2 separate regions of the Homo sapiens genome follow, and region 1 is linked to region 2. A link is an interaction called in ENCODE POLR2A ChIA-PET data of the cell type or tissue named here. Cell type or tissue: PC-3. All regions are shown on one strand. Each heading gives the region's core, and the rest is flanking DNA. Links, peaks and the distances in the headings are about the cores only. Region 1 has its middle 18 kb from the start of LINC01883. Region 2 has its middle 13 kb from the start of GEMIN6.

Region 1 (5,382 bases), core at 297-5,296, 320 kb after region 2:
TGTGTAATCCCAGTACTTTGGGAGGCCAAGATGGGAGAATTGTTTGAGCTCAGGAGTTCGAGATCAGCCTGGAAAACATAGCGAGACCTTGTCTCTACTAAAAAAAAAAAAAAAAAAAAAAGAAAGAAAAAGAAAAAGAAAAAGAAAATCAGCCAGGCGTGGTGGTGTATGCCTGTAGTCCCAGCTACTTGGGAGACTGGGGCTGGAGAATCTCTTGAGCTTGGGATATCAAGCCTGCAGTGAGCTATGATGATGCCACTGCACTCCACCCTGGGTGACAAAGTGAGACCCTGTCTCAAAAATAAAACAAGACAAACAAAACCCCACAAAAGGCCAGGCATGGTGGCTCATGCCTGTGATCCCAGCACTTTGAGAGGCCGAGGTGGGCAGATCACTTAAGGTTTGGACTTTGAGAACAGCCTGGCTAACATGGTGAAACCCTGTCTGTACTAAAAATACAAAAATTAGCCAGGTGTGGTGGGCGGGTGCCTGTAGTCCCAGCTACTCAGGAGGCTGAGGCAGGAGAATCGCTTGAACGTGGGAGGCAGAGGTTGCAATGAGCCGAGATCATGACACTGCACTCCAGCCTGGGTGATAGAGCCAGACTCCATCTCAAAAAAAAAAAAAAAACCAAACAAAACAAGCAAGCAAACAAACAAAAAAACCCCACAAACAAAACTCACTCTGGATTCTCTGGGATTCTGATTCCCTCAGGGTCATTACAAGCCAGGCTGGGCCTTTGCTTCCTTTTCAAACAGACTCATCTTTTAAATATATCCCACTATAATACCCCACTCATATTCATCAACCACCTGCCTTCCCTAAGCTCTCACATTCACAGTGATTCCTAAGAGATCAGTAGGGGGAAGCCCAGAAGATGTTCTCTGGTTTGCTAATGGAAGGGAATAAAGATAACTCCTAGGTTGTTTGGCCCTTGCAGATTTTTATTACTGAGGGACTCTGTGCCTTAGAAATTCTATTTTATAGGTTTTTGTTGTCTTTAGGAGTGATGCCTTGTACACACCATTATTGTGCATGGGGACGTAACTGAATTCAAAGCACCCAGCTGTGATTCGTAACCAGATTTTAATGTATCTTCTCCCAATATGCAAGGGGAAATTCCTGTATGAGAACTTGTTCTCCATAGATCCTATGGCAAGGAGCCAGAAAAGAATCCAGTGGGAGGATAGAGCCTTGCATATAAGTCTTTTACAACATTCCAGAGACTCATTTAATGTCTTCCCAGTCAGAGTTCTTAATTTCTTTGCCTTGCACATAATTACTGCTTAGGGATTTTTGGCTTGAAAGCCTTTTGAGGGGAGCATACATTGAGAGGCCAGTTGGTGTGATGTATCTTTTTTGCTTTGCAAAATTCTCATATGCAATCTAACCCAGCCATGCAAAGCAGCAGGATTTATAGCCTTTGGATTTAATGTCTCAAGAGAAGCAGGTGGCAGGTAAGGGAAAATGTTAGTAAATATTAAGCCCATGTCTCCCCAGCCTTGGATCATGTATTCCCTGGGTACTGATACTCATATGTATCAGAAGTCATATTCAAATAGTCAGTTGAAAAAATATCCATGCATCCATCTACAAATATTTATTGACTATCTACTATATAGAAAGACCCTGTTGGCCACAGAATCTTAGTTCATGTCCTCAGTGAGCTTTACAATTTGGTGAGAGCAGGAAGCAAACAACCAAGCAAGAATGAAGTAGACGGCTGGGTGCGGTGGCTCACAGCTGTAATCCCAGCACTTTGGGAGGCTGAGGTGGGTGGATCACCTGAAGTCAGGAGTTTGAGACCAGCTTGGCTAACATGGTGAAACGCTGTCTCTACTAAAAATACAAAAAATTAGCTGGGCATGGTGGCACATGCCTGTAATCCCAGCAACTTGAGAGGCTGAAGCAGGAGAATTGCTTGAATCTGGGAGATGGAGGGTGTGGTGAGCCAAGATTGTGCCATTGCACTCCAGTCTGGGTGACAGAGTGAGACTCTGTCTCAAAAAAATAAAAAAATAAAAAGTAAAGTAGAGCTAAGTACAGCAAACAGGCAACATTGTTGCCTACCCAATCTTCCCAGTCAAAAGATAATGACAGTCAAAGGGAGATTACTGTCTCCCACCCTAGACCAACAACACATTGTTGGGCCATTTGTTGAGGCCTAGTTATGTACCACGCATTGTGCTACACACATTACATGTGCTCTGTAATTTAATCATCACATACGTTATATGAAGTCCATACTATTACTAACTTCATTTTATAGATAAGAAAAACTGAGACTCAGAAAAATTAAGTAACTCTCCCAAGATCACACTGTTCAGAGTTGCAGGAATGAGATTTATAACCAGGTCCAAGACCAAGTTCTGAGGATTAGTATTTGGTAGTTCCAAACACAGCCACAGTGAAGAACAGTGGAGAACAATCTGCAGTTTCAACACTCCTGCTAAATGGCTGTTGTTGGTTTCTGGAACTGTACAGAGTAGTGCCCCATGTCAGGGGCCTACAGGCTGAGAACTGAAGACTGGTACCAACTGTAAAGGAAGGGAATGAAAATGCCCATTGATTACTCTTGCTCTGAATGTAATGGCTCTTTAAGACTTTGATGTTTCCTTCAACCTGTGTTCCCAGGGAAGAGGGAAGGTGAGCTGTTTTGCAATAATTCCTCCAAGTCTTCAGACTCTGGCAATAAAGAAACATGTTCAGAAACAAAGACCACACCTTCCCCATGGCAGCTCAGAGAAAGACGAACCCGGCTGCCTGCATCATTCTCTTAAGGGCACAGCTGCAGGATAGCTTCAGCTGCACTGGTCTGGAAACTCTCAAAAGTGGGTCAAGACTCTCAGACTGGTTTTAGCGTAGTTGTATATTCCTGACCCATTTCTGCAGGGAAAGGGAAGGACATGAAGACTGCAGTTGCAGGCTTTGGACATATGAAAAAACCAACAGATGGCGGCACTGCCAAATTACAGGCAGAATGCATGGGGTGGCTTGGCCTTCCCCACCACCTGCTTCCTCTTCTTTGACACCTTTCCTCCAGGATCAAAGATATGTATTTGTGCCAGGAGAAAAACTGCAGTAGAGCTTGGCTTAGTTGTCAGTGGGGCAACACTCAGAAGACTAATTGCCGTGACGGTAGCAAGTGAGCCCCAGAAAAATCTGGGATGTAAAACCATCTGAGACCATTCAGTTGAAGCTATCTTTAAGAGCTGTCAGACTTTATGGTTAGTCCTCCACTCCTAGCAGAGAAAAGAACCTTCGAGCTTGCTATTTCCTCTCTCTAGTCTTACTGTCTTTGTATTCCCAATGTCTAGCAAAGTGGCTGGCATATGACGGATACTTAGATAATGTTTGCCAAACCAATCCAGAAGGAGACATTTAGGGAAAGCTTCAAGGCCATTTGGAAAAATGGCCTTTCTGTTTGGTAGGTAGTGACCTGGAAAAAAGAGGAGCTGCTAAATAAAACCTTGGATCCACCCAGAACCCTATTTTGGGGATGGTCTCTTTTGGAGGCTTTAGATGATGCTGAATGTTCTGGGGTTAGAGTCTGGGAGGACTTCATGTTGAGGTAGGAAAATTCTATAGCTAAATCTGGAGAGACAGAGGCAAGAAGCTCCTTCTAAAATCAGAGTAGGAAAAAATATAATCTGGGGACACAGGGATGTTTTTACTGAAAACTCAAATGGTCAATAGTGAGGCCCCGGTCCAGTAATGCTGGCAGTCAGACTTAAGGTCTAGGGCAATAAGAATCTAGCCTTAAAAAATAGAATCAGGCCGGGCACGGTGGCTCACACCTGTAATCCCAGCACTTTGGGAGGCCGAGGTGGGTGGATCACCTGAGATCGGGAGCTCGAGACCAGACTGACCAACATGGAGAAACTCGGTCTCTACTGAAAATACAAAATTAGCCAGACGTGGTGGCACATGCCTGTAATCCCAGCTACTCGGGAGGCTGAGGCAGGAGAATCGCTTAAGCCTGGGAGGCAGAGGTTGTGGTGAGTCGAGATCACGCCACTGCACTCCAGCCTGGGTGACAGAGCGAGACTGCGTCTCAAAAGGAAAAAAAATTAAAAATAATAAAATAATAGTAATAATAATGGAATCAAGTCAAGCAACCTGATGGAGAAAAAGCCTGTGAAGGCTTCCAAGCATTACCCTGAAAGAACACATTGACCCATCTGATCAATAGGTGCTACAGAAACTCTAGATGCAGATGTCGTGTTTTTCATTTTGACTAACTTGTTTTAAACTTGTCCTCAGCGTTTCTTTCACCCCTTATTTGCAACTACCTTAAGGGTGCCAAGCTGAGCCTCCACCCCAGAATTTCTCTAGGTAATTTAAAGCTGACAACTTTCCCAAGAAGAGCAGCTTTTCTGCCTGGACATTCCTACCAGAACTCATTTCCAGGTAGCATGACAGTCCTGAGTCTAGACTTGTCTGAGAGAGACAGCCTGGGCCAGCCCTACCAGGCCTGCCTTGCCCAACCTCCATACCTCCTCCTGCAGCAAACGCATCTCCTGAAAAATAGCCAGAAGCTTCCTGCAGAGCCAAAGACTTGGGGGGAATTTCACTGTGAGGTTACACTCTTCAGTTTCCTCGGGAGGAATGCAGCCTGTTCGGAAGGTGTTCATCCTACCGGTTTCAGCAGAGCACCTGGTAATGCTGACATACATGTGTGTTTAGAAGGAGCCTTTTCTTTCCCATCATTCTCTCCACCCCCTCCTGCACTTCGCTTCTGCCCTACATATACATAGACTTAATCTAACATCGCAACTGCCACAGGGGAAAGCGAATGTGCAGAGAGACTGTTCTAGATAAAGTTGTTCCTTTTAGTTTCAGCAAAGCTGCCCTCAAGCAGAATTCTGACTGCTGTGCTGATTCAAGGTCTCTTCCTTCAGTTGCCAACTCAGATGCAAGATCTGGACTTTCTTGCTTGGATGTACAGCCCACAGGGAGCTGAAGGACTCTCAAATATGTCTCCCTCATGGCAGGCAAGCTGGCACTGTGGAGGCCACAATTTTTTCCCTTCAAATTGCTACGGCATCTGAAATTCTCGTTAATCTTCCAGCGCTTTGAAAAGGTAATCTCCTGGGAGGATTAGGATAGCAACCGATAGTGCATACCTTAAGTGTATCAATTAATCAGAACCGTCTTCATAGCACTCAGCTAAGATTCCAGATTCCTGGAGCAAGAAGTGCTGCTGGAAGACATTAGTTACCCCAGGAGGCCACAGAGAGGAGCTAGTCCGAGGGAGAATTGCCCAGATGACAACGACAAGCCTCACTTTTCCCAGGCACGGCAGTAAATATTAAGCTTCTATCTCCCTAGCCTTGGATTATGTATTTCCTAGGCTTGTCCTCACCTTTCACTCCCTGCCCT
Region 2 (5,382 bases), core at 175-5,174:
TTGGCCAGGCTGGTCTCAAACTCTTGACCTCAAGTGATCCACCCACCTTGGCCTCCCAAAGTGCTGGGATTACAGGCGTGAGCCACCGTGCCTGGCCAAACAAAACCCTTTTCTAACTTATCTCCCTAATAAGGCCGTCAGGAGAGAAACCATACTTCATATCCTCAGCACTGTTCAGTACCTGCATACAGTGGGCATTCAATACATATTTCTTTAACCAATTAATAAATGTGCTCTTCATTGGAAGAAGTTGAAATACTTTACAAAACACAAAAACATTATTTAGGCAGAGAGTTTCTTGTTTCATAAGTAACCAAAATAAACAGAACAGAAAAAGTAAATTAACAGGTCAAATTTCAGATTGCCAAAGCAAGTAACAACAGGACCTATGCTTTTTCAAAGAAAGTTCCCTCCACTGCAGAACAATGTAGTAGTAGTAGTAGTAGTAGTAGTAATGATAATAATAAATGTTTATTAGCTCGATCTTAACATAGCAAAACCACAAGACAGATACTATTATTATCCCTATTCTATAGCCAAGGAATCTGAGATACAGAGGCCCAAGGCCACACACAGCTAGTTAGTGGCAGAACTAGGATACAAATTCAGGTAATCAGGCCAGAACCTGCCCTCTTAACCACTATAACCATACTAATTAAATAACAAAGAATAACTCAAGCACAATTATTCACTTCAAAGTCTATTTTTAATTTACGAGGAAAATGTTTTTAAAAGTAAACACTGCTAAATCTTGAAATACCAGTTCCTCATCTTGTTTTAGTTGGTTGTTTGGATACCCAAAGTATTAAGGTAGCATGTTTCATTGATGTGTTTTTAGTAAGCTACGATATTCTAGCAACTTCTGTTTTTTTTTTTTTTTTTTTTTTTTTTTTTTTTTGAGACAGAGTCTCGCTCTGTCGCCCAGGCTGGAGGGCAGTGGCGTGATCTCCACTCACTGCAAGCTCTGCCTCCCGGGTTCACACCATTCTCCTGTCTCAGCCTCCCAAGTAGCTGGGGCTACAGGTGCCCGCCACCATGCCCGGCTAATTTTTTTGTATTTTTTAGTAGGGACGGTTTCACCGTGTTTGCCAGGATGGTCTCAATCTCCTGACCTCGTGATCCCCCCGCCTCGGCCTCCCAAAGTGCTGGGATTACAGGCGTGAGCCACCATGCCCGGCGCAACTTCTGTTTCAAAGGGTGACTACCAGGAAGACACACTTAGCCAGACTTAATGACCAGGAAATTAGGTCATTTTTCAATCCCTAAGGCAAGTAAAATAATACCAAGCCCCATCCCTACAGCTACTATTTACTCTCAGATTGACCCACTCACAATGGATGGATGCAATCGGTTTAATTATATTGAAGAGCTGGTCTTATTAAGAATTACACCATAGGGAGGACAACTAAAGGGAGGGTTACATGGTAACAAAACTCTTCCTCTGACAGCCAGTGCATCTATCCTCTTGGCCTCTCCCAGTTATCTTCAAAGAATTTATGTGTGTGTAAAATAAGGAGAGGGCTTTCTTCTCTATCCTGTGGCAAATTATAAACTCACATTCTGCTTCTTACTAAAAAAGGGTAAGAAATACTACTGATCACACAGGGCGGACAAGACCCTCTGGTATAAAAAGCCAATAAAAATGATTGTGTATAAGGGAAAATCATTCAGAGTCTGTGCCATTCAGTGCATCATTGTTTGGAAATTTGTCTTTTTTTTTAATTTTTTAATTCTTCGCTAAGACAGCGGAAGAGGTGATTTATTGCATGCTTGTTTTTTATGCTCAGCCACAAGTGAACACAGAAATAGTCCAGAATGTAACAGGTCCAGGGCAAAGAACCATCATGGGCTGTTTTGGTTACAAGCAAGGTGGGTCTCAGAGGTGCTTTCCGTGATCAGATGGTGATGGAAGCTCTAGATCCACTTAGACAGCAGCATGCAGTCCAACAACTTGTACCAGCATCTCCAGCCTCTGGCATTCCATGTTTCTGGGTACACAAGCTACTGGTTGACTTGGACGTCTGCCTCATCTTTCTTCCTTTGCACTTCAGCCTGTGCATTCACGTCTTCCTCCACTTGGTTCTCATGGCATAGAGGTTTCCAAGAAGACGGCACTAATGCCGAGAGAAAAACAATTAAATAAAAATATGTATAGGGCACTGGGATCCCTAGCATAGTGAGTTGTATACATTATCTAGTGAGATGTTAAAAATGTTTTTGAGGTTTTGAAAATGTTCTCTAACATAATTGACAAATTTATAACATAGGAGAGAATTTTTTTAAATGTACTTCATTTGCCTTTTCTTTTTCAAGAATGTGCTTCACCTCATTTGCCTCTAAGACATCGCATTTTATAAGTGTGAGAAAGAAAGAGGGAAAAGTCATGGCCCATTCCTTTCTCGTTACTGATCAGATTCTTGGCAGCCGCCTCTTGGATTTTTTCCCACAAAGATATGATTTTTCTACTACCTGTTAATGACTTGCTCACTGTAGATATTTCACTTACACTAAACAAAACCACACTTTGTGTTTAAGTCATTTTTTCTTTGGCTATTTGTTCAAGTGCTATGTGGGTCCTAAAGTGTAATCGGGCTTCCATGGAATAGTCTTTGTAATTTCTTACATTGTCTAGGTTTTTTGTTGCTCTGGCATAGTCTCCTTTTAGATAGTGCAAGATTCCCAGTTCATAGTAAGTATATGGCACCAAATAGTGGTCATATTTTAATAATTTCTCCTTTTGAATGACACGATTAAAGTAATACTCAGCCTTTGAATATTTGCCTAAGTGTTTCAGGCATAGGCCTTTCAGTAAATTTAATAAACTTATGTCATCTGTGCCATACTCTTTATGTGGATTTTCTTGTAAAAGATCTTCTCCTTTGTCAATTATTGATAGCCAGCTTGAAATAAGCTCATTCTTTTTGCTCATGACTCGGAAACCACTCCAGGCATAAATGAACTCCAGAAGGGGCTGGGCTGTAAACCAGCCGATTGTAGTACCATAGCGCTGACCCTTCTCTGCAACAAACTTCTCTATTGGCACAGAACTGCCTAAAAATTACTTTTCAGGCTTTCCACTTTTAAGAAGAGAGAGTTCATATTCTCACTTGCTGATTTCACAAAATCGGAAGGAAGCAAAGCCAGGATGATGGCTTTACTGTACATGTATATTGCCTTGGACCATCTGCTGTGTTGAGACAGTAGATTGGCATAGTGGTAAGCCTGCCTCCAATCCTGCAGTAAAATGTGGCACCACATGAATTCCCAGTAACAGAGGTGATGAACCTGCTTCCATTCACTCTGAGTAAAAATGCACTCCTGTAATTTTAGCTGTGCATTTTCAAAATCTCCTTTCAACATACTAGAACGTGCATGGAAAAATTTAAATATGACACAGTTCGGAAATTTCTTGAGGTAGACTAGGAAGAGATCCTCTGTAGCAGAATTGTAAACCTTTTCAACACCAAAAGCTACATAGATATAATTGTAATAAAAGAGTAGAGTCAAAAGACTTAAGATATTATTTATATGGGTTTCAGATGCACTCTCATGAAGCAAAGCCAAGCCCACTTCTCTATCACCAGAATATCCAAAAATATTGAGTAGTTTAAGTATCCTTGGTGGCATAAGTGATAACATCAGATTGAATGCTCCAAGTCCAAATTTTATACCTCCAACCAGGTGTTTGTGGGCTTTGCTTTGGTTGTCAGGTATCTGTGTTAATACTTGTTGACAGTCTTTGTATATTTGGTAACTTAACCCAACACCGATCTCTCTTTTAAGAAAAGCAAGCATGCTTTCATCCTGTATACATGACGTAAAGGATTTCAAGATCAAACACTCAGCATAACAGACTTCTGTGTGCAATTCCTCTTCTGTGATAGCTGTTATTCCCTGTCTACTTACTAGATGAGACAATGTCATTTTAGTTTTTTTTCAGAAATTACCACAGGTTTTCAAAGCGTCCTTTGCAGCCATCATTCCAATCTGTAAATCCTGTGGCTCAAAAGTCAGGACGGCCTTGACAACCATAAGGATACCATACATTAGGGAATGGTACATGCTGTTTTTAGACCATGGATGAATGAGATTTATTGCATCTGAGAATCTGTTATTTAGAAATAAATACAATCCAATGGTACATTCTTCCAAGGAAGATGGTAGATTCATTGTTGTTGCCATAGGGATACTTTCACAGGCATCTTCAAACTCGTCCTCCTGATTACTTTTTATTTTATTTAGAGTGACATATTTGTTTCCCCACTTACAGATGAGAAATATCTGAAGTGGAAGTGGAGTGACGTGGTTGTAATGAGGGTAGCTCCTCATCTCCTGATTGAGGTCACTTCCTCCACACAAAGCTCAGTCTGAGGTGTTGCTGTTAAAATAGAGGCAAACAACCAGCTGTAAGGTGCAGCATTAGGATATTATCATCTATGTCAGACAATTGGGGAACAAAAAAAATTGTAGTTACCCAGAAGATGCATTTCTGAAAAGTTCAAATCATCTGGAATGTACTAAACAAAACATGCTTTTTAAAAAATTTCTAAATTTAACTATAGATGAGGAAAAAATGCTTTTTTAAAAACACTATAGGCCGAGCACGGTGGCTCACGCCTGTAATCCCAGCACTTTGGGAGGCCAAAGCGGGCGGATCACCTGAGGTCAGGAGTTCAAGACCAGCCTGGCCAACATGGTGAAACCCCGTCTCTACTAAAAATACAAAAAAAAATTAGCCGGGCGCGGTGGCGGGCACCTGTAATCCCAGCTACTCAGGAGGCTGAGGCAGGAGAATCACTTGAACCTGGGAGGTGGAGGTTGCAGTGAGCCGAGATCGTGCCATTGCACTCCAGCCTGGGGGACAAGAGTGAGATTTCGTCTCAAAAAAATAAATAAATAAATAAAAAACTGCAAAGTAAATCCTTTGTAAGCAAAAGAATTCTTTTGTAACCATTCCTCCAACATATCAATTTCATAAGATCAAGTTTTCTATATTTGTGTTGTAGAACTGTACTGTGATAGCCGTAAAATTTCTCTATGGGAAGGCCTTGGGGGACAAGAATCTGGCCAGAAAAGGGAATGTATTTATGTAGCTCTCTATTTTTCTTTTCTTTTTTGAGACACAGTCTTGCCCTGTTGCCTAGGATGAAGTGCAGTGGTGCGATCTCAGCTCACTACAACGTCTGCCTCACAAATTCAGGAGATCCTCCCACCTCATCCTCTCAAATAGCTGGGACTATAGGCATGCACCACCACACCCAGCTACCTTTTTTTTTTTTTTTTTTTGGATTTTTTGTAGAGATGAAGTTTTGCCATGTTGCCCAGGCTAGTCTCGAATTCCTGGGCTCAAGTGATCCACATGCATCTGCCTCCCAAAGTGTT

Evidence for each region. ChIA-PET counts read pairs that join two places held together with the same protein. Peaks named below come from ENCODE experiments on the same cell type or tissue, not always from the same donor. Only the 100,000 strongest peaks of a DNase experiment are listed, where the experiment ranks them.
Region 1: POLR2A ChIA-PET joins it to region 2 with 7 read pairs; 7 of 35 experiments call an interaction of 5 or more read pairs at or near these places.

The regions. Positions count from the first base shown.
Region 1 is chr2:38,446,506-38,451,887 of GRCh38, reverse strand. No RefSeq gene overlaps it. Among named protein-coding and RNA genes, the nearest start is that of LINC01883, 18 kb to the right of the region's middle. In PC-3, for the core only: a CTCF peak has its summit at 5,216; no DNase peak of the experiment used is centred there.
Region 2 is chr2:38,762,379-38,767,760 of GRCh38, reverse strand. It overlaps the pseudogene TTC39DP. Among named protein-coding and RNA genes, the nearest start is that of GEMIN6, 13 kb to the left of the region's middle. In PC-3, for the core only: no CTCF peak of the experiment used is centred there; a DNase peak (open chromatin) is centred at 2,410; H3K4me3 peaks cover 960 bases; H3K27ac peaks cover 1,949 bases.